Regions from separate parts of the Mus musculus genome. Here region 1 is linked to region 2. Evidence: chromatin loops called from intact Hi-C (ENCODE). Cell type or tissue: left cerebral cortex. All regions are shown on one strand. Links, peaks and the distances in the headings refer to the core of each region. The heading gives the core; the rest is flanking DNA. Region 1 holds the start of Gm32080 (a long non-coding RNA gene). Region 2 has its middle 24 kb from the start of Spred2.

The links. A loop is a pair of places that touch in the nucleus more often than their neighbours do. Peaks named below come from ENCODE experiments on the same cell type or tissue, not always from the same donor. Only the 100,000 strongest peaks of a DNase experiment are listed, where the experiment ranks them.
Region 1: it touches region 2 in a loop (9-fold over the local background); 1 of 42 quality-filtered maps calls a loop at or near these places.

Annotation. Positions count from the first base shown.
Region 1 is chr11:20,037,906-20,047,651 of GRCm38, forward strand. It overlaps Gm32080 (a long non-coding RNA gene), which reads left to right and starts at 1,771. Exons shown (of 2, transcript XR_381074.4): 1 at 1,771-1,975; 2 at 2,159-2,572. In left cerebral cortex, for the core only: CTCF peaks have their summits at 1,156, 4,859 (motif pointing right) and 7,888 (motif pointing left); DNase peaks (open chromatin) are centred at 1,042, 1,974, 4,431 and 5,509; H3K4me3 peaks cover 284 bases; H3K27ac peaks cover 3,560 bases.
Region 2 is chr11:19,895,076-19,904,821 of GRCm38, forward strand. No RefSeq gene overlaps it. Among named protein-coding and RNA genes, the nearest start is that of Spred2, 24 kb to the right of the region's middle. In left cerebral cortex, for the core only: no CTCF peak of the experiment used is centred there; DNase peaks (open chromatin) are centred at 4,760 and 5,881; H3K27ac peaks cover 809 bases.

The DNA of each region.
Region 1 (9,746 bases), core at 963-8,962, 140 kb after region 2:
TTAGTGACCGTGCTGAGTCAGCAGGCATGACTGTGTCCTTTCTAGTTCCTGGATGATGTCATGATGTAATGGCACAGCTGGGTGAGGGACCCTGCTACCTATGTCCTTGCTTCTACTCAGACCTGTCCCTAGGGCGCTGGGTAGCACTACCTCCTTTACTGCCAAGTGTGGGAGTGTATTATAGTATGTTGCTCAACTACTTGATTGATTAATTAATTAATTAATTAACTATGTACATTAGTGTTCTGCCTCCATGCATGCCTGTGTACGGTTGTCAGATCCCTTGGAAATGGAGTTGCAGACAGTTGTGTGTTGCTGCGTATTGAACCCAGGTCCTCTGGAAGAGCAGCCATTTCTCTTAACTGCTGAGCCATCTCTCCAGCCCTCCTCAACGATTTTGTAATGCCATCTTGTTTTTGTTATCAAAAGGCAGCATTCAGCCTGGTGTGCTGCTGCATGCTGTAGTCCCTAGAGGCCGGAGAATCAGGAGTTCAAGGTTATTCGCAACTTTGAGGCCAGCCTGGACCACATAAGAAACTGTCTCAAAACAAAAAGACGATGTGGCTCCCAGATCTGTGTAGGGGCATTTCCCTGAAGATGCTCCATACAACACTGTTACTAGCAGCAACAGAAAGTCCTAAAGGCACCTAAGATGTGATGGGCTGAGGCACTTGTGATGGTTCACACTTAAAATCCCAGCACTCCAGAAATTGAGCACTCCGGCAATCCATTCGTAGCACCCACTGAGCAATTTTTGATTGAGCCCAAAACTCACTGCACACTTGACCCCCTGCCCAGATATCTGATGACATCATTAGGCACACTCCCTCAACAGTCAGGAGCAGCATTAATATTTCATCACCTGGCCACATCTCAGGGAAGGCAGGCACTCTTTACAGCCTCTTCCTGTATCCCGCTCAGCCTTCTATTAACAGTCCCCAAAGCCTCCTTAAAACCTGTGCTGCTCCACGTGATTTCCCAAAACTGCTCCGTGTGGGGGTGGCGGTGGGGGTGGATGGGGTGAGCTTCATTATCTCCGGGAGCTTCCATGGAGGATGCTAAGGAAGAGGCTCCTCCTACCCATGGGAAGAACAGACTCTGAAAGCATTATGAGTCTGGCAGGGATTCAGCCACTCCCGCTCTTCCCCGCTAAGCACTTCCTTCCACACAGCAAAGCTGCCAGCCAACCGACTCTGGACCCTCTGCAGGATGCCACACACCCAGAGGGCAAAGCTTTAGTGCAGCGGTCACTGTGGCATTCCTGGGGGTGGCCTAGGTTCTCCTGCAGGGCTGAGTGGAAGAGGATCTAGCCTGGTTCTTATTACCTAGTTTCAAGTTTATTTCTTCAAAAAAAAAAAATTTTTTTTAATATATGGTATACATAGAGCATTACGTGTGAGCCTGGTGCTCTAGGGCAGAAGGAGAGGGCAGCAGAGCCTACAGAACTGGCGTTGCACATGGTCGAGCCACCACGTGGGTGCTGGGAATTGAACCCAGGTCATAGGTAAGAGCAGCAAGGGTTCTGAACCACGGAACCATCTCTCTACCCCCTTCTTTTTATTCCCACAGCCACACACACTGGCTCCCTTGGTCTTCAGACACGTTCCTGCCTCAGAACCTTCACATTTACTGTTCCCTCATCTGAAGTACACTGCCCTCGGTGTCTGTGTGGCTTCCTCCCTCACTTTCTCCAGGTTACTTTTGATCAGTTTTTGTCGTGTGTGTGTGTGTGTGTGTGTGTGTGTGTGTGTGTGTGTGTATGTGTGTGTGTGTGTGTGTGTGTTGGCCTGGAACTCATGGAAATCCGCTTGCCTCTGCCCCCTGAGGCCTGAAATGAAGGTCCAGTGCTATCATGTCTGGCAACTACTGTCCCCTCCCTCCAAGTATTGTGAGGTCACCTGTAATCCCGGAACTGAGGAAGCAGAGGCAGAAGGATTGCTGCAAGTTTCCATTATGAGGCCAGCCAGAGATCCCAGTAAGAAAGAAAGAAAAACAAACCAGGGCTAAGAGCTTGCCTCGCATGTGTGGGGCCCTGGGCTGAATTCCATCCTCCCTCCCCCTCACGCCTTATACTGGGTCAACCATACTCACTCCCCTGAAATCTTTAGTTACATGTTTCAGCTATTCTCCGGATTTTTTCTTTCTCTTCTTTGTCCAGTGTCCCGGAAGAGCACCTGGCATATAACAGAACACCAGAGAGACTTGAGTCAGTGGACTTATTTGGGAAATCCAAATTTCAGGCCTCTTTGTCTCCTGGGTGTGATGGCCACACTTCTCAGAAACAGAAACAGAATGCTGGGGCTGGAGGGGACCTTGGGACCGTTGCCTTCTGCCGCCCAGAGCCCACGAGCCTCTCCACTCATGGAAGGATGCTGCCTTGGTGAGGGGCATGGGAACCCGAGGTCCTGTGGTGTCTTCTCCAGCAGCACAGAGGCGTGAGTCGTACGTGAAACATGCCCGCCTCCCCCTTTTAGAACATATCTGTGTGCGCATGCGCATGCACGGCAGTGCTCTTGAGCAGCATTTTCCACGCTGCTTTGTTGTTTGTTTGTCTTAAGATTTTCAAGATTTATATATTTATTTTATTTATATGAGTACACTATTGTTCTCTTTAGAATCCCATTCTTTCTTCATATCCCATCATAGAATCTTTCTTTATGAATCTTTCTTCATATCCCATTACAGATGGTTGTGAGCCACCTGTGGTTGCTGGGATTTGAACTCAGGACCTCTAGAAGAGCAGCCAGTTCTCTTAACTGATGAGCCATCTCTCCAGCCCTCAGTAGTTCTCTAGCCTTGGCCTCCGGAGAACTGAGCTTACAAACTGCTTTTGTCCTTGTGACCCAGGAGGAAGGAAGAAAGAAAGGAGGGAGGGAGGGAGAGAGGGAGGAAAAGAGGGAGAGAAGGGAGGAAGACAGGGAAGAAGGGAGGGAGAGGCCAGGTAGTGGTGGCACATGCCTTTAATCCCAGCACTTGGGAGGCAGAGACAGGCAGATTTCTGAGTTCGAGGCCAGCCTGGTCTACAGAGTGAGTTCCAGGACAGCCAGCGCTACACAAAGAAACCCTGTCTCGGAAAGAAAGAGAGAGAGAGAGAGAGAGAGAGAGAGAGAGAGAGAGAGAGAGAGAGAGAGAGAGAGAGAGAGAGAGAGAGAGAGGAGGGAGAGAAGGGAGGGAGAGAAGGGAGGGAAGGAGGAAGAGAGAGAGCTAGACAGTGTGTCAGCCCAGAAGCAGTAGTTCCAGCTGAGTAACTTGCTAGCTGTGCCACTTTACAAAAAAACAAAACAAAACAAAACACCCTCTCGGTTGGACATAAGGGCTCATGCCTGTTGTCCAGCACTTAGGAGACTGAGGTAATTGAATCAGCACCGTGGGGCACACAGTTGGACAAGAAGACAGGGAGCCATTCAAAGTCCAGTCTGCTTTCTGAGGGACTAGCAGGACCTCTCTGCCCCACAGGAGGCCAGACTGCAGGCATGGGGGTGGGGCTGAGCGAGGGCCAGTCCCCTTGCCTGCGGCCCTGGGACTGTTTTTATTGCTGAAGGTACTAACTAGACCCTGGGTGACTGACTGACCTTGGAGACCTATCTATTTATCCTTGTTGAAAGTCTAATTCTACAAGACTGAGAAGGAGCCTCAGGCTCTGAGGGTGCCAGAAGCTGCTATTTGGGACCCACCCATTTCTCCACCAAGCAGATGTGGTTGTTGAAAGCCAAGGCTTGGGGGCCCACAGCAGGAAAGAGATTGAGCTGGGGAGCTGGGGTCCTGAAGAGGGGGATGAGGGGCCTGGCTGACTGCACAGAGCCTGCCCTGCCCTGCAGGTGTGGAGGAAATTGGCTCTAAGGATGGTTGCACTACAGAGCAAAGGATGGGGCCCCAATCAGGCAGAAAGTGGGCAGACGCTGTGTCTGTGCAATATTGCTTTTGGAGCCTGGGTGGGCGGCTGCCCTGCTCTACCCTTGACTTAGCTGCTGCAGTAGTCCCTCCACTCTGCCTCATGGGGGGAATGAGAATTTAATCTGCACCTAGGTGCTCTCAAAATGCAGCAAGGATCCCAGACCTATGGCAGTCACCCCCAGGCAGTCCCCAGAGGACCCCTCTCCAGTCAGGTTCCCATTCTGACATAATGGAGGCCATCTGTGGATTTATTCATGGAAAAAAAAAGTGGGAGTATAGCTCATGTGGGGACGCCTGCAAGGCACATCACATCCCTCATGTTTGTTTTTTACCAGAAGGGGACATTCAGCAACTCACAGAGCCGATATGGTTGTGCCCTCAACCACACAGCAGGATCAATGATGGAACCCCCATGCTAAAGCTCGCCTCCACCTGTCTGCTTCTTCCGTTTTCATTTGCACTCTGGAATTTTCCATTCCATTTGTTGAATGCCACTTGTAAGGAGGCTGCCTGATACATCTTGAGCAGGAATGTGCTAAATGGCACTATATGCAAGCTGGCTTCTCCCACATTTTGGTCACATCAAATGCCATGCCTTCTTGTAATTATGAGACATTCTTCTCTGGATATTTGTGGCAGGGAAGGAAGCCTTCCCTGCAGCTGTGGTCCGTAGGTTAGGAAATCTGGTGCAGTGAGACTCAGGGCTGGTGCTGTGGAAGGGTGTCATACACAGACCCTGTGGAAGCCTCGGACCCTCTCACATACCTGAAAAACTTACATGAACACACCAACCAGGTGCTGAGCAAATATCACCAAATGCCGCTAGAATGCACACAGCAATTCCGAAACCCTGGATGGGGCTTCCCCAGGGAACCAAGGGGTAGAACTTGTTTCCAAGGACAGTTTCTTTCTTTCTTTTTTTTTTTTTTTTTAAAGATGTATTTATTATATGTAAGTACACTTAGCTGTCTTCAGACACTCCAGAAGAGGGCGTCAGATCTTGTTACAGATTCCGGACCTTCGGAAGAGCAGTCGGGTGCTCTTACCCACTGAGCCATCTCACCAGCCCCCCCAAGGACAGTTTCTATTCACATGTATGTTCTGTGGCTATGGCAGAAGTGGGAAGTCCAAAATATACCCCAACCGTGTCCTTTTATTTTGACACCCCAAACACTGAGGATGGAAACCCCGTCTCTCCAGGCAAGCATCACTGAGCTGTTTCCAGCATCTCATTTTGTCATTTCAGTGGCTTAAAGCCTTTTACAATAAATACTTGGTAAACTCCCTTTATCATCTCACAGGAAACGCATAGATTATATGACCTATATATAGACATCTAAAAATTCTTGTGTGTGTTGGGGGGATGGGTGGGAGTGGTGGTACATGCAGGTGGACCTCTGAGTTTGAGGCCAGCCTGCTCTACATACAGAGTAAGTTGCAGGGCAGCCAGGACTACACAGAGAAACACTGTGTTGAAAAACAAAACCAAAGTTTCATGATTCTTAAGCAGAGCTTCTCAGGCCTGGTATGGGTGTTTGGGGACTATGCTATGAATCACTGTGCTCATTAGCATCCCAGGCTCTCAAGATGCCAGCAACATCTGCCTCTAGGCGTGGCAACAAAGAATGTCTCCAGAGACTGCCAAATGTCCAAGGGGGGGGGGCAGTGAGACAAGACACCCCTACTTGGGAACCAGTCTTCTGACACAAAGGCTAAGAGAAGGTAGCAGATAATAAAGTAGCATGTGTTTCAAAATAAAAGCCCCCACGCACAGCTGCGCAGGCAGTGATAATGTGGCCACCTGCCCTGTGACGATGACTGATTCAGATAGAAGGGATGAAGATCAGGAGCTACTTGTGCAAGAACAGAAAAGTGGCAGAGCCAAAGGTATGCATGGGCATGCCAAGTAGCAACAAGACAGCATTTGAACAGAAGTTCCCCTAACCGTGGCAGACACGCTCCAGGACCCTGGTGAATGCCTTTAAGTATAGGAAGCAGCACCTAACAGGTACACAGTGGCTTCCTATACACACATAGCCATGATGCAGCAGAATTCAGGTCTTGGAGAGATGGCTCAGTGGTCAAGAGCACTTGCTCTTGCAGAGACCTTGGGTTCAGTTCCCAGCACCGACATAATGGCCTGCAACCATCTGTAACTCCAGTTCCAGGTATCCAACTCCCTCTTCTGACCTCAGCACTCACATGCATGCAGGCAAAACATTCATAGACATAAAATAATAAAATAAAAAAATAATTTATAAGGTAGGCACAGTAAGAGATCAACAGTAATAACTAATAATAAAATTAAATACTATACTAAAGAAGTTATTTAAAGCCTGTGGAATGTTTTACACTTGTTATTATTATTAATTTATTAGAATGACTTTATTTAGATACACTTGGCCCCAGCAGGCTACAGTGGCTTTGCTAGGCTGTGACCTATTTTAAGCGCACTGCAGTCCATGGCTGCCACACTGATCCACACACACCAGCTTCGCCTCACATCTGGCAGGGGCATAAGATGGTGGGGAAAGAATACAGTCTGGAATCTGGAACTGAGGTGAGACTTGGAATCATTGGGGTGGGGGTGGGGTGCCAGTGAAGACCGTTTCACCCTAGCCTTGTACTGGGTACAAAGGCCCTTGGACCACTTCTGAGGACAAGGCTGGAGCCATTAGATCTTGGCACTTTGGTCTGGCTCCTTCTCTCCAATCTGACCAACCCAGAAGGGGTCTCCCTGCCACTTTGACTTAGTCTCCTGGTCAATTAGAGTGGCTAAAGGCAAGGGGTAACTGCAGCTTTCTTAATTTTAAAGGGTCTAGATCTCTAACACACCTCCCTCGCAAGGGGGCCTCTGCCACAGAGATGCTGCTTCTGTCTTAGAAAATCCAACCACAACCAGCCTGTTGGTTCCAGGGCAGTGGGCAAGTGGGGTTAGGAGAAAGGAAGAGGCTGGCTGGGGTGCCTTCGTGTGCAGCCTCCAATCACAGGGTCCTGAGGCCCATGAATACTGTCAGTTCTCCATCAGCAGGGAATGACAGAGGCCTAGATGCTACGGGAAGCCTAGGTGCTGTAAACATTAGTGTAAGCAAAGTGACCGGGTGGGCAGGAGACAGCGAGCACTCTCTGTAGTCCCTTTACTGAACAAATGCGTCCATAAATTAAACTGCCAATGGTATGGAAACCAGGACATAGGAGAAGCCAACAGCAGGACCTGCAGCCCACAGTCCTTACAGTGTCTCTGGGCCCTTGGATGTGGCTGGGGCTTGTAAATTAACCCTGAAGCTATCCCCTGTCCTCAATGCCCAGTGCGCTCCTAATTCCTACCTGGTTTCCAGGTGGACATGAGTGTACCCTGTTCTCTCCTGAACCCAGTCTCTAACCATGGCTAGACTGCTTTTTCAGTCTCTCAAACCCAAACTGAAGCAAAACCAGACAGAACTTAACCCCAGCCCAGTTCTCAGGCTGATCCAGAGGCATGGACAGCACAGAATGGTGAGCAGGGGAGACAGTCTTTGGCGATGCCCTGTTCCATGGGGTTGTGGATGACAACAGTGATTCTCAGCTTTGGAGCCACCTTTCAGGGCTCCTGCCATGACAAACATTTGGATCTGCCCACACAGTTTGGAAAGCCATATTTGAGGATCTGGTCACCAGTGAAACCAGCTTTAACTATATCCATTGTCAATCATAAAAGGCTGGTTTGTCGATCACATTGCAGGACTCCATGGCAGAGGAATCTTTCCTTCTTAAGAGGGAACTGCCAGCCTAGGCTGCTCTCCACTTATTTTACACCACAGATGATCACAGGAAACTGAAGCCATGAGTACAGAAGGACTACCATATTAGAGACATAAGAAACCACTTTAAAAGAGAAAGCAGGGTCTGGTGAGATGGCCCAGCGGTTAAGAGCACTGGCTGCTCTTCCAGAGGTCCTGAGTTCAATTCTCAGCAATATGGCTCACAATCATCTATAGGGGGATATGATGCCCTCTTCAGGCAGGCGGATGTATATGCAGCAGAACACTTGTACATTAAATAAAATAAAGTTAAAAAGAGAGAGAGAGAGAGACAGAGAGAGACACACAGAGAGAGAACAGGCTGGAGAGGTGACTCAGTGGTTATGAGCACTAACTGTTCTTCCAGAGGTCCTGAGTTCAATTCCCAGGGCGGCTCACAACCATTTATACTGGAATCTGACCACATCATACCCATGACCAACCACATTGTCTGTCTTTTGGGGGCACAGAATTTAGTGACCTCCTCAGAGAGTAGTACTGACAGCTATTGAGTTCCCAGTGTGTCAGCCCCTGGGGGATAGGACTATTGTTTCCCTCAGACTTGACAGTTACCCAGTGAGGCAGAAACTATAGGCCCACATAGATATGAGCAAACTGGGCTGCATCTGGGGATGTCACCTAGAGCAGTTGGTGGCCTAGCATAGGGATGGCCTAGCATGGGGATGGCCTAGGGTTCCACCCTCAGCACTTGCCTATCATGCACAGGCTGTTAGGCAAGTGGTCTAACACTAAGATACTCTGCCCCTAGCATAAAATCTCAATCTCTCTCTCTCTCTCTCTCTCTCTCTCCCTCCATTTTCCCCGCCCTTTCCTCTCCCCACCCCCACTGTGTGTGTGTGTTTGCTCTTTCTAGAAAAAAAAAAAAACTTGAGATGGTCCCATATTATGAATTTATTGGAAGTTCAAGTTATATACTTAAAAGGAGATTTTCAAGCTGGGCATGGTGGCACACGCCTTTAATTTCAGCACTTGGAAGGCAGAGGCAGGTGGATTTCTGAGTTCGAGGCCAGCCTGGTCTACAGAGTGAGTTCCAGGACAACCAGGGCTACACAGAGAAACCCTGTCTCAAAAAAACCAAAAAAAAAAAAAAAAAAAAAAAAAGGAGATTTTCAAAGTGGAAATAAAAGAAGAATGAAGTTCTCAGTGGTGCTGAGTGGTGCTCATAGACAGCTAATACACGCCATGATCCCAGCGCTGGGGAGACTGAGAGGGGAGAAGCTGGAGTTCAGGGTTATCCTCAGCTACACAGTGAGGTGGAGGGCAGCCTGGGCTGGACAAGACCCAGTCATTCACAAAGACAGACAGCGGGGATGGGAACAAAGCCAGCCAGGGAGATGGTTCAGCGGGTAAGAGCACTGACTGCTCTTCCAGAGGTCCTGAGTTCAATTCCCAGCAACCACATGGTGGCTCACAACCATCTGTAGTGGGATCTTACGCCCTCTTCTGGTGTATCTGAGGACAGCTGCAGTGTACTCATATATATAAAATAAGCGGATTGTAAAAACTAAAAAACCAAACCAAACAAACAAAAACCAGCAATGCAACCAGTCTGAGTCCTACATTTACAGAAAACTCACCTCGGAAAAACCCTCTCCCTGACCACAGAATCTGAGCTGGGAAGGACTTGCGTGTGTTCACGTTAGAAAAGATGGGAACGGAAACAAAAAGGAATTCCTGGCGGTGAATTCTAAACTCCCCAGAAAAGCCAGTTCTTCCGAATATTCCATTCTCAGACTCCTAGGAACCCAGATGGACATTTAAATCATTCGGGCTGTGGCTTTCACATTTGGCTTGCAGAAGAATCACCAGGGAACTTTAGAAAATTCCGAATGTCACTGTCTGCATTCTGATTCAAGCGATCTGGGGTATCCTAGAAACTGCGGTGCTGTGCTCCTCCCCAACTCCCCCATGGACTCTGACACATAGATTACATTGAGAGCTACAGATTTGGTCAACGCATGTCATTTAACAGATTAAAAAAATGAAGGCTTAGAGCAGATGGGTTTTTCCCCAGAGACATAGTGACTTGGCATGCTCTGTCTCACACGGGGC
Region 2 (9,746 bases), core at 793-8,792:
CATGGTGGTTCTTGATGAGAAAGACAGCCTTTGCTTTTCACTATTCATCATGGGAAATGGGTATATACGATACTCAGGGTGGACCAGAGATTAAATACTTTTTCCAGGAAAGAATGCTGGGAAGGGAAGCTTATTGGCTAAACCCTCAGGGCAGCCTATCTAGATACCTCACTAGCATGGAGAACTCGGTGTTCCATGTTCTGTGCTATGTGACTAGTGGTCATGATCTTTCTGTGGGATGCTTTCATCATGTGATCCAGGACAGGAACTGGGTATGAGTAGATGAAATGCTTACCGATCTCAGATATGAGAGTGTTTCTTTTCTTTTCTTTTCTTTTCTTTTCTTTTCTTTTCTTTTCTTTTCTTTTCTTTCCTTCTTTTTTTTTTTGGTGTTTGTTTGTTTGTTTGTTTGTTTTTGTTTTGTTTTTCAAGACAGGGTTTCTCTGTGTAGCCCTGGCTGTCCTGGAACTCACTTTGTAGACCAGGCTGGCCTTGAACTCAGAAATCTCCCTGCCTCTGCCTCCCGAGTGCTGGGATTAAAGGCATGCGCCACCATGCCCGGTGCCAGACATGAGAATTTACGGAGGTTTCTGGGTCCACTCAGCCTTCCCAGTTTTTGTCTGGTGACACAGTCTGGTGACACAGTTCCACTTGCCCCACAAGACTGATGTTTACCTTTTACAGTGGACTTAGGTTATCTTGAAAATACCTTATCATAACGAGATTTGATGCAAATTGAAGGCTAGAAAATGGTTAGTTACTGTTGGCTGTGAGTTACATTTCTGAGTACTCATATTGGGAGAAGTGAGACTTGTTACATAGTTACTCAAATGTTTTTTAATTATTACTTTTATGTGTATGACAGTTTTACCTGACCCCTTGTATGTGGACCACGTGTGCAGCGCCTGTGGAGGCTAGAAAGGGCATCGATCCTCGAGAACTGTAGCTACAGATGGTTCTGAGTCACATATGAGTCCTAGGAATCTGAACTTGGGGCCTCTGCAAGAATCCTCACACTCTTACCCACTGAGCCAGCTCTCCAAGCAGTTATTAAAACATTTTTTAATTATTTCTTTTATTTTTGAGATTATATTGTAAATACATCATTTTCCCCTTTTCTTAAATCCCTCCTTGCTCTCTCTGTCAAATCCATGGCCTTTTTGTTGTTTCATGCATATATGTATATGTAGATACATATATATATTCCTAAATATAAACTCCTCAGTCTGTATAATGTTACTTGTATGCTTGTTTTCAGGGCTGACCATCTGGTATTGGATAAGCAATGGATGTGTTCTTCCCTGGGAAAGACTGTCTCTCCTGTGCTCAGCATCCCTTAGTTGCCTGTAGCTCTTTGTGTAGGGTTGAGGCCTTGTGGTCTTTTCCCCACCCACTTTGGCAGGTCCGTTGTTGTCCTTGCTCAGCTCTTGTTTAGGCAGTTGTGTTGCTGAGGCTTGTGGGTGCATTTGCTAACATGGCTCGGAGACACAATCATACAGTAAAGTCCCTGATCCTCTGGCTTCCACAATGTCCCCTGAGGCTTAGTGGTTTGTAGATGTATTTGTTGGGACTCAGTTCCACAACTCTGTGTTTTGATTGATTGTTGGTTTTTTTTTTTTAAATGGTCTCCACCTGTTGCAGAGAGAAGTTTTCTTTTTTTGTTGTTTTTTTTGTTTGTTTGTTTGTTTGGTTGGTTGGTTTTTTTGTTTTTTTTGTTTTTTTGTTTTTTTTCCCGAGACATGGTTTCTCTGTGTAGCCCTGGCTGTCCTGGAACTCACTCTGTAGACCAGGCTAGCCTCGAACTCAGAAATCTGCCTGCCTCTGCCTCCCAAGTGCTGGGATTAAAGGCGTGCACCACCATGCCCAGCTTGATTTTCCTCTTGTTGAACAAGTCTTCAAATAGTCCAATTAGAGAGCTGTTGGTTACCACCAAGGTATACCTGCCACTATTATACCCTTAGGGATATCATGCCATATACTGTATCTCAGGTAATTACTGTGTTTCGTAGGTGTCATTGCTCGGTAGAACTATACAGGTTGCTTCCCTCTTTTGGAATCTTGCATGGCAGCTTCTAATACCACAAAAGCCAGTCCTCAGGGAGGGGACATTCAAGTCAGTTCCTAATCAGGGGCCTCTGTACCCTGTGGCTGAAGTGCACGATGTCCTTGGCATAGGGGCTTACCTTCTATCTTGAGGGAGGGGGAACAACCAAGAGCAATAGCAGTAGTCTATAATGTTTTGGGGTCTCTTGAACAACTTGTATTCAGATTTATAAAAGTAAAAATTAGAAGACTTAATTTAAGAAAGATAAAGTATTTTTCCTAAGAATGAAAAACATGAATAATTTGGCTAAGTCTTAATTCTTATTGTTGTTGGACGTTGTTGTAGTTTTGAGATAGGATGTCATTTAGCCCATGCTGACCTCACACTCATGATACATCTGAATGGTCTTGAATGCCCCGTTCTTATGCCCAGTTCCTAAGTGTCAGGCTGTGGGCCTGTTTCACCATTCTTAGTTTACAAATTGCTGGGAATTCAACCCAAGGCTTTGTGTACATCAGGCAAGCATTCTCCCGACTCAGCTATGCCCCTAGCCCAACTTCATACCTCTTTACACGCCTCTATTTTGGTTGTGCATAGTCATCTGTGGGTTTGTTTTGTTGATATTCCTGAGACAGTGTCCCTTGTAACTCAGGCTGGCTTCCATGTGCTCTGTAGACCAGGTTGGCCTTCCCGGTCATCCTGCTGTAACCTGCCCTGCAGGATCTCAATCTGGGAGAAGAAAAAGATGAATCCTAGTAAACGTGGTTGGGGGAGGGGGGTCTACACAGCTCTGATAACTTGTCAGACCGTCTTGCAGGGGATATTGCACCTGAGACAGTGAAGGGTCAATTGTGGGCATAGCTATACCTTATCAGAGCCGCTTAGGTCTGCAGACCTCTTGCACTCTATTTAAACTGAAATCACATGTCTGGATCCCAAAGATAGACTTTGGCAGGGAATAGGACCTGCCCTCCTGTTCCTATTTCCAATGTGATGGCACCCTTTCTCTGCTTCTTCTTATTATTTATCTCAGCCTGTTGAGGCCCAGTGGTCAAACCTATCGTGCTAGGACTTTAAGGGTTCAGGCTCTGATCCTAACCACTGGGTGACACTGCCTCCTACTCCCAAGTACTGGAGTACCAATACCATCATGGCTGCCTTAGGTATTCCTTTCATATTCATCTGTAAAATGGGCATTTTTTAAAAGATTTTTTATTTATTATTATATGTAAGTACACTGTAGTTGTCTTTAGACACACCAGAAGAGAGTGTCATATCTCACTATGGATGATTGTGAGCCACCATGTGGTTGCTGGGATTTGAACTCAGGACCTTCAGAAGAGCAGTCAGTGCTCTTACCCACTGAGCCATCTCTCCAGCCCAAAATGGGCATTTTTATTTATGAGAGAGTTTATGTCTATGAAAAGCAAATAAAGTAATATAAGATAGCACAAGTCAGGCTCTAATTCATGCCCAGTGAATGATAAGTCCATGCAGGAAATGCTTCTTCCTCAATGTCAGACTTCCCAAGTCTGGATGACCTGCTGTCAGGTGTGCAGGAAGTCACCCAAGGGTCTCATTTACATAGCACTGTTGTGATGGTTTGTATATGCTCTGCCCAGGGAGTGGCACTATTAGAAGGTGTGGCCCTGTTGAAGTAGGTATGTCACTGTGGGTATGGGCTTTGAGACCCTCATCCTAGCTGCCTGAAAACCAGTATTCTGCTAGCAGACTTCAGATAAAGATATAGAACTCTCAGCTCCTCCTGCACCATACCTGCCTGCATGCTGCCATGCTCTCGCCTTGATGATAATGGACTGAACCTCTGAACCTGTAAGCCAGCCCCAATTAAATGTTGTCCTTATAATAGTTGCCTTGATCATGGTGTCTGTTCTCAGCAGTAAAACCCTAACTAAGACAACTGTGAATGACTCAAATAGATTTTCCTATCAGCTGCTCAATGTAGATAGCATAGGTGGCTATGTGTGAGCAAACACAGAGTGAAAAAGAGAGCAGAGAGAGAGGTAGAGACACAGAGAGATCCTCGGGGCTGTGTCTAAATACCAGGAACTTACATGTTGTGAGTCTCGTTCTGAGCCTCAGAGCAAGGGTGCCTGAGTTCAGACCCTGCTTTCACCCCTACTTAACACAGAGAGAAAGTAATTTAACCTCTTTGTTTGTTTCCTTTGGTTTGATGTTCTGAAGCAGGGTCTTACTATGTAGTACTGGCTGCTTGAGACTATGTAGACCAGGATGGCTCTGAAATACCAGCAGTCATCCTGCCTCTGCTTAAACTCAACAAAGCAATCATGCAATCATTCAGGTTCTCTCTCTCTCTCTCTCTCTCTCTCTCTCTCTCTCGTGTGTTTCTCTCTGTTTCTGTTTCTGTCTGTGCATGTCTCTCTCCTTGTGCTATGACTTGAACTCAAAGTCTCCTGTGAGATAGGCACATGCTCTACCACTGAACTATATCCTAAGCCAGTAATTAACCTTTCAGTGCCTAGTTTCTCCCGTCCCTAACGGTTTTGCTATTAATAGTCTTATGTCTCATGGTGAGTGAATTACTGTGATACATGTGATGCACTTAGAACAGGGCCTGGCACATAGTAAGTGCTCAATAAACATTAGTTATGATCACGGATGATGGCATTTTGAGCATAAGGTAGAATTCTTGGGTGGCTTGCTTCCTTCCCCAAGCCTGAGCCAAATGCCCCCTCACCAGATGGCTGCCTGCTTATGGGGAGGGAAAACCATCTGCTTTGCTTCGAGTGTCAGGAGCACAACTCTACACTGAATGAGAAGACTTCAGTGTAGAGAAACTCAGGGAAAGTAGATGTGAGAAGTGCATTTTCACGAGCAGTGTTGCACCAGAGGAAAAGGAAGGGGAGTCTAGGACCTTCTTAAGCCGAGAGTCCTCAAGACTGGCAGCAAGCCATGCTCCAAAGCTCTCCCATCCCCGGGCCCACCCTGTATAGAGGGATATTCCAGGCAGCTTTACCTGTGTGTGTGTGTGTGTGTGTGTGTGTGTGTGTGTGTGTGTGTGTGTGTCTGTCTGTCTGTCTGTCTGTCTTAATCTGCCATCAACTCTCATCACCAATCCATAGACAATCTGCCCAGTGGCTGAGGAGGACCAAGTGGGGTGACAAGGGGGTAAAGGGAAACTTGTTCTGAGGTTTGTGGAGTTTGTTTGTTTGCTTTGTTTGAGATGTGGTTTCACTCAACAGCCCAGGCTGGTCTAGAACTGCTCCCAACCAAACCTAACCTCTCTTGTGTTTTTAACTGCAGTTTATGTCGTTACTCAATAACATGGGCAGCCGCTATTCATTTTATTCACTTTATACATGGACCAATAAACGTCCTCAACTCACTTACTAAATCTCCTTTCTTCATTCATTATTCCATCCTCGCCTACGTGTTTACCTGATTCACGTCACATTGCTATCTGATATCCTTCAGTGTGTGTGTGTGTGTGTGTGTGTGTGTGTGTGTGTGTGTAGCTATGTGGGGAGAGAAAAATAGGAAGTTTGTTGTGTGAGTCTGTGTCTTGCAGGGGGTTGGGGCAGTGGAGAAGGAGAGAAAGAGCAAATAAGGGAGGGAGGGAAGGAGAGGAGAGGTATTAGGAGCCAGAGAAGGATGGTGGGTACCCTCCCTTTCAGGCTTACCTTCTAGAGACAAGTTTGTCACTGAACCTGGATAGGTTGCTGGCCTGCCGCAATGCTCCTCCTGTCTCTCTCCCCCATGGAACTGGATGACAGTCACTTATAGCCATGCCCTGCTTTTCCCACGGGTGTTAGGATCCAAACTCTGCACAGCAGGCGCTCTTTCCCACTGAGCTCTCTCTCCAGCCCATCTGCCTTAGTTTTTGAGGCAGAGTCTCTTGCTGAATCTGGGGCTCACTGATTTGGGTGGGCTGGCTGGCCAGTAAGCGTCAGGGATCTGCCTGCCTCTGATCCAATAGTGCTAGGATGGCAACACATGCTGCCTGGCCCAGCTTTTATTGTGGGCATTAGAGATTTGAACTCAGGTCTTCATGCGTGCAGAGCAAGCTCTTTACCCAGAGTCATTGCCAAAACCTCCACATCCCCTTTCTCAGTTAGCTTTATTGCTCAGAAACCACTATTCTATAGGAGTCCTTTCTCCTCTTTTAGTTTCCCACGGACAGCCCCGTATGCGGAATTTAGAGGGAAATACATAGGCAAGTACGGAATTGCTTTTTAGGATGAAACAAATTTGATGGCCAGCAGTGAACGGTGTGTGATAAAGGAAAAAGTTGAAGATAGAAAAAAGAAATGAAGTGGGGTGGGGGTGGGAAAGTGGCACATGCCACTTGAGAAAGCAAGACAGGAGGACTGTGTTCAAGGCCAGTCTGGGGCTACATAGTGAGTTTGAGGACAGCCTTAAATACAAGAGGAGAGAGGAGACCCTGACACAGAGGGAGTGGTTAGAGGGGGATGGCTTGAAACATTGAAAACCTGGAATGGGATTTTCCTGGCGATAGCAGGATTAGCGTTAAGCAGGAAATGAAGGAACATGAAGCTGATGGAGTGTGGACTAGAGAGTAAGTACGGATGCAAAGGCGGCTGCAGGATCTCCTGTGAGATGGCTGCACTGCAGACATTGGTGCCACAACGTAGGTGCTTGCGCTGGAATGCCTAGAGAACACAAGAACCATAGGGGTTGTTGCAGTCTCAGGTGTTCCTCTCTTACTCTGATTTGTTATGTTTAACTTAAGGAACAACACACCACTTCCTGCTCCCACTATGGTAGAAACTAACAGAAGCTTTTGCCCAAGAAGTCAGTCAAGTCCCTTCCAGAAACATTAGGAGGCAAGAAGCAACCATTAAGAACATAAGGAAAGACCTAGGGATTAGCTAGGTCAGCAGTGTGCTTTCCTAACATGATAGAGAGCTGTGCATTCAAGCATCCGTATCCTGTAAGACTGAGCTGGTGGTACAGACTATAATCCCAGCCTCCTCCCCCAGAATGGGGGGAGGGAAGGCAGTCGAAACCGAAGGCTGAGGGCACTCTCAGCCACATAGCCAGTTTGAGTCAAGGGGCTGGAGAGATGGCTCAGAGGTTAAGAGCACTGACTGCTCTTCGAGAGGTCCTGAGTTCAATCCCCAGCAACCATCAGTAACAAGATCTGACTCCCTCTTCTGGAGTGTCTGAAGACAGCTACAGTGTACTTACATATAATAAATAAATAATTCTTAAAAAAAGAAAGAAAGAAAGAAAAGACCATGAAGAGCTATATCTTGGGGTTGGAGAGATGGCTTAGCAGTTAAGAGCATTTGTTGCTCTTGCAGAGGCCCCAGGGTTGATTCTCAGCACCTCTTTAACTCCAGTCCTAGGGGTTCCAGTGCCTTCTTCTGGACTCCTCTGGCTCTGCACACACATAGTATGCAGACATACAGGCAAGTAGAAGATAAAATTAAAATAAAGGTTAAAACTATTTGGAAAGAAATATGTCACCTCTTTCCTTTTTTTGTTTCTTTATTTTAAATATTTATTTAAAATTTGGAGACAAAAAAAAAAAGAAAAAAAAAAAAAGATAGGGTCTTCCTATGTAGCCCTGGCTTGCCTGGAATTTGTTATGTTAACCAAGCTGACCTCAAACTTGCAACAATCTTCCTAACTCTGCCCCCCATGTATTAGTATTCCAGCATATACCAATAACCCCAGCTAAAATGGAGCCTTACTATATAGTTCTAAGTAGCTTGGTACTTGATATATAGCCCAAGGTTGTCTCAAACTTGTGTAATCCTCCTGTCTCAGCCTCCAGAGTGCTTTGATTACAAGTATAGGCTACCATATGGAGCTTCCTTCTTATTCCTGGTAACTTGTGTTGCTTATAAGAAATCATGCTTATCTTTGGAATAGAGTATGAAGTGTATGTAAGTCTGCATGTTCCAAAATTCCTGGATGGATGCTGTTGGGAAGTTGGTTACCCATGATCTAACTGTTGGGAAAAGTCAGCTCAGCTTAGAAAGGCCATAATTCCTACAATCCCATCTCTTCATCTTGAGTTCAAAAATAAGCTACAAAGAATGGAACATATGCCCTGTGGAATATGCCTCTGAGCATGTCTGTTAGGGATTATCTTGATTACAGTAACTGTGGTGAGAAAATTGCCCACTGTGGGTGGCACCATTCTTTAGGAAGTAGATCCTGAATTACATAAGGGTGAAGAAAGCAAGCTGAGCATTAGCATGCATACATTCATTGTTTCCTTCCTCTGATTGCAGACCTAGTGTGACCAGTTGCTTCAGGACCCTATGCTGTGATGCCCTGATAATGACAGACTGTAATTTGGAACTGCGAGCTAAATAAATGCTTTCTCCTGTAAGCTGATTGATGACCTTCAATTTCTGATCCTCCTGCCTCAATCTCCCAAATGTTGGGATTCTAGGCTTGTGCTGTAACACTTGGCAAAGTTTACCTTTCTAACTGAAAACAGCAAGTGTTCCAAGGGCAGGGGGATGATGATTGAAAGCCAACAGGAGGGCCAGGCAGAGTGGTGCACACCTTTAATGCCAGCAGTCAGGAAGCAGAGGCAGGGGGATCTCTGTGAGTTTGAGGCCCTCCTGGTCTACAGAGTGAGTTCCAGGACAAGTCAGAGTTACATAGTGAGACTTTGTCTCAAACAAAATTTTAAAAAATAAAAAATAAAAAGCTGGCAGGAGGGGGATCTTTCAGTTTTCAACGATTGTACAATGTGCATGGAACATCTCGTTTTAAAATAAAATATAATTTAAAAAATTGACCTAAAATGCAAATGTGGTCATTCTCTCTCATGCTCAAAAACACTTCAGTGGTCCATCTGCCACCAAGTTAAACTCCAAACGAGTGCATGTAATGAAAGGCTCCACACATCTTCAGCCTCGCGGACTGATGCTATGTGCAGGCCAGAGGAGATACTGGAGAGTGAGTGCATTCTCTAGGGAAGCTGCTTCCTCAACCACGTGGGCTCATGATGCCGTGCTGTAGCATCTGTTTCTCATGCCTAGTACCCATGGCCTCGAGTGCCAAGCTTCGCCCTTCTTATCTTCCAGTGAACTCTTCCTTTTCCAAGGTCCAGCTACAATACTCTCCCAGCTGTAGTGAGAATTTTGGCTTCTTTAAAAACCCAGATATGTTATGTGATTATGTTATTGTTTTAATCCCAGGTGTGGGATATGGGGCTCCTTCAGATTGTCTACAACTGCTAACTGTGATTGTTTTGTGCTGGGAGGGAAGGTGATTTTTGACGGTTGCAGATATTTCATTCTGGGGACTCAGGAGAGGGTATAAATGTAAGCCCCTCAGAGGGCCTGTGGCAGCGGCTGCATCCCTGCTGGGCTCCAGAGGCTGGTTCTTGCTGGCTTGCTGTTGCATTTTCTGGGTTGTTGGATATTCTGACTTGCCCTAGAAACCCAACGCTCCTAATCAGCAGGAAGTAGTCTAAGGACGTCTATACCCCCTGTTCCTTCTAACCTTCTTTCTCTCCAACCTAGTGTTAGGGGGTTGTAAGGAACTGGGGTGGAATAAGGGTTGGAAGGGTGATAGGAATAAGAACCCAATAAAATAGCCAAAAATGTACTCCTTCACCCTGCTCTCCTGAGACCAGCTGGCGCCCCTGTGTCAGGCCTGCATTACAGTGATTCAGAGTCCAGAGCTCTCATGCCAGACCATGTGGGCTTAGGTCTTGGATAGATCCATTACC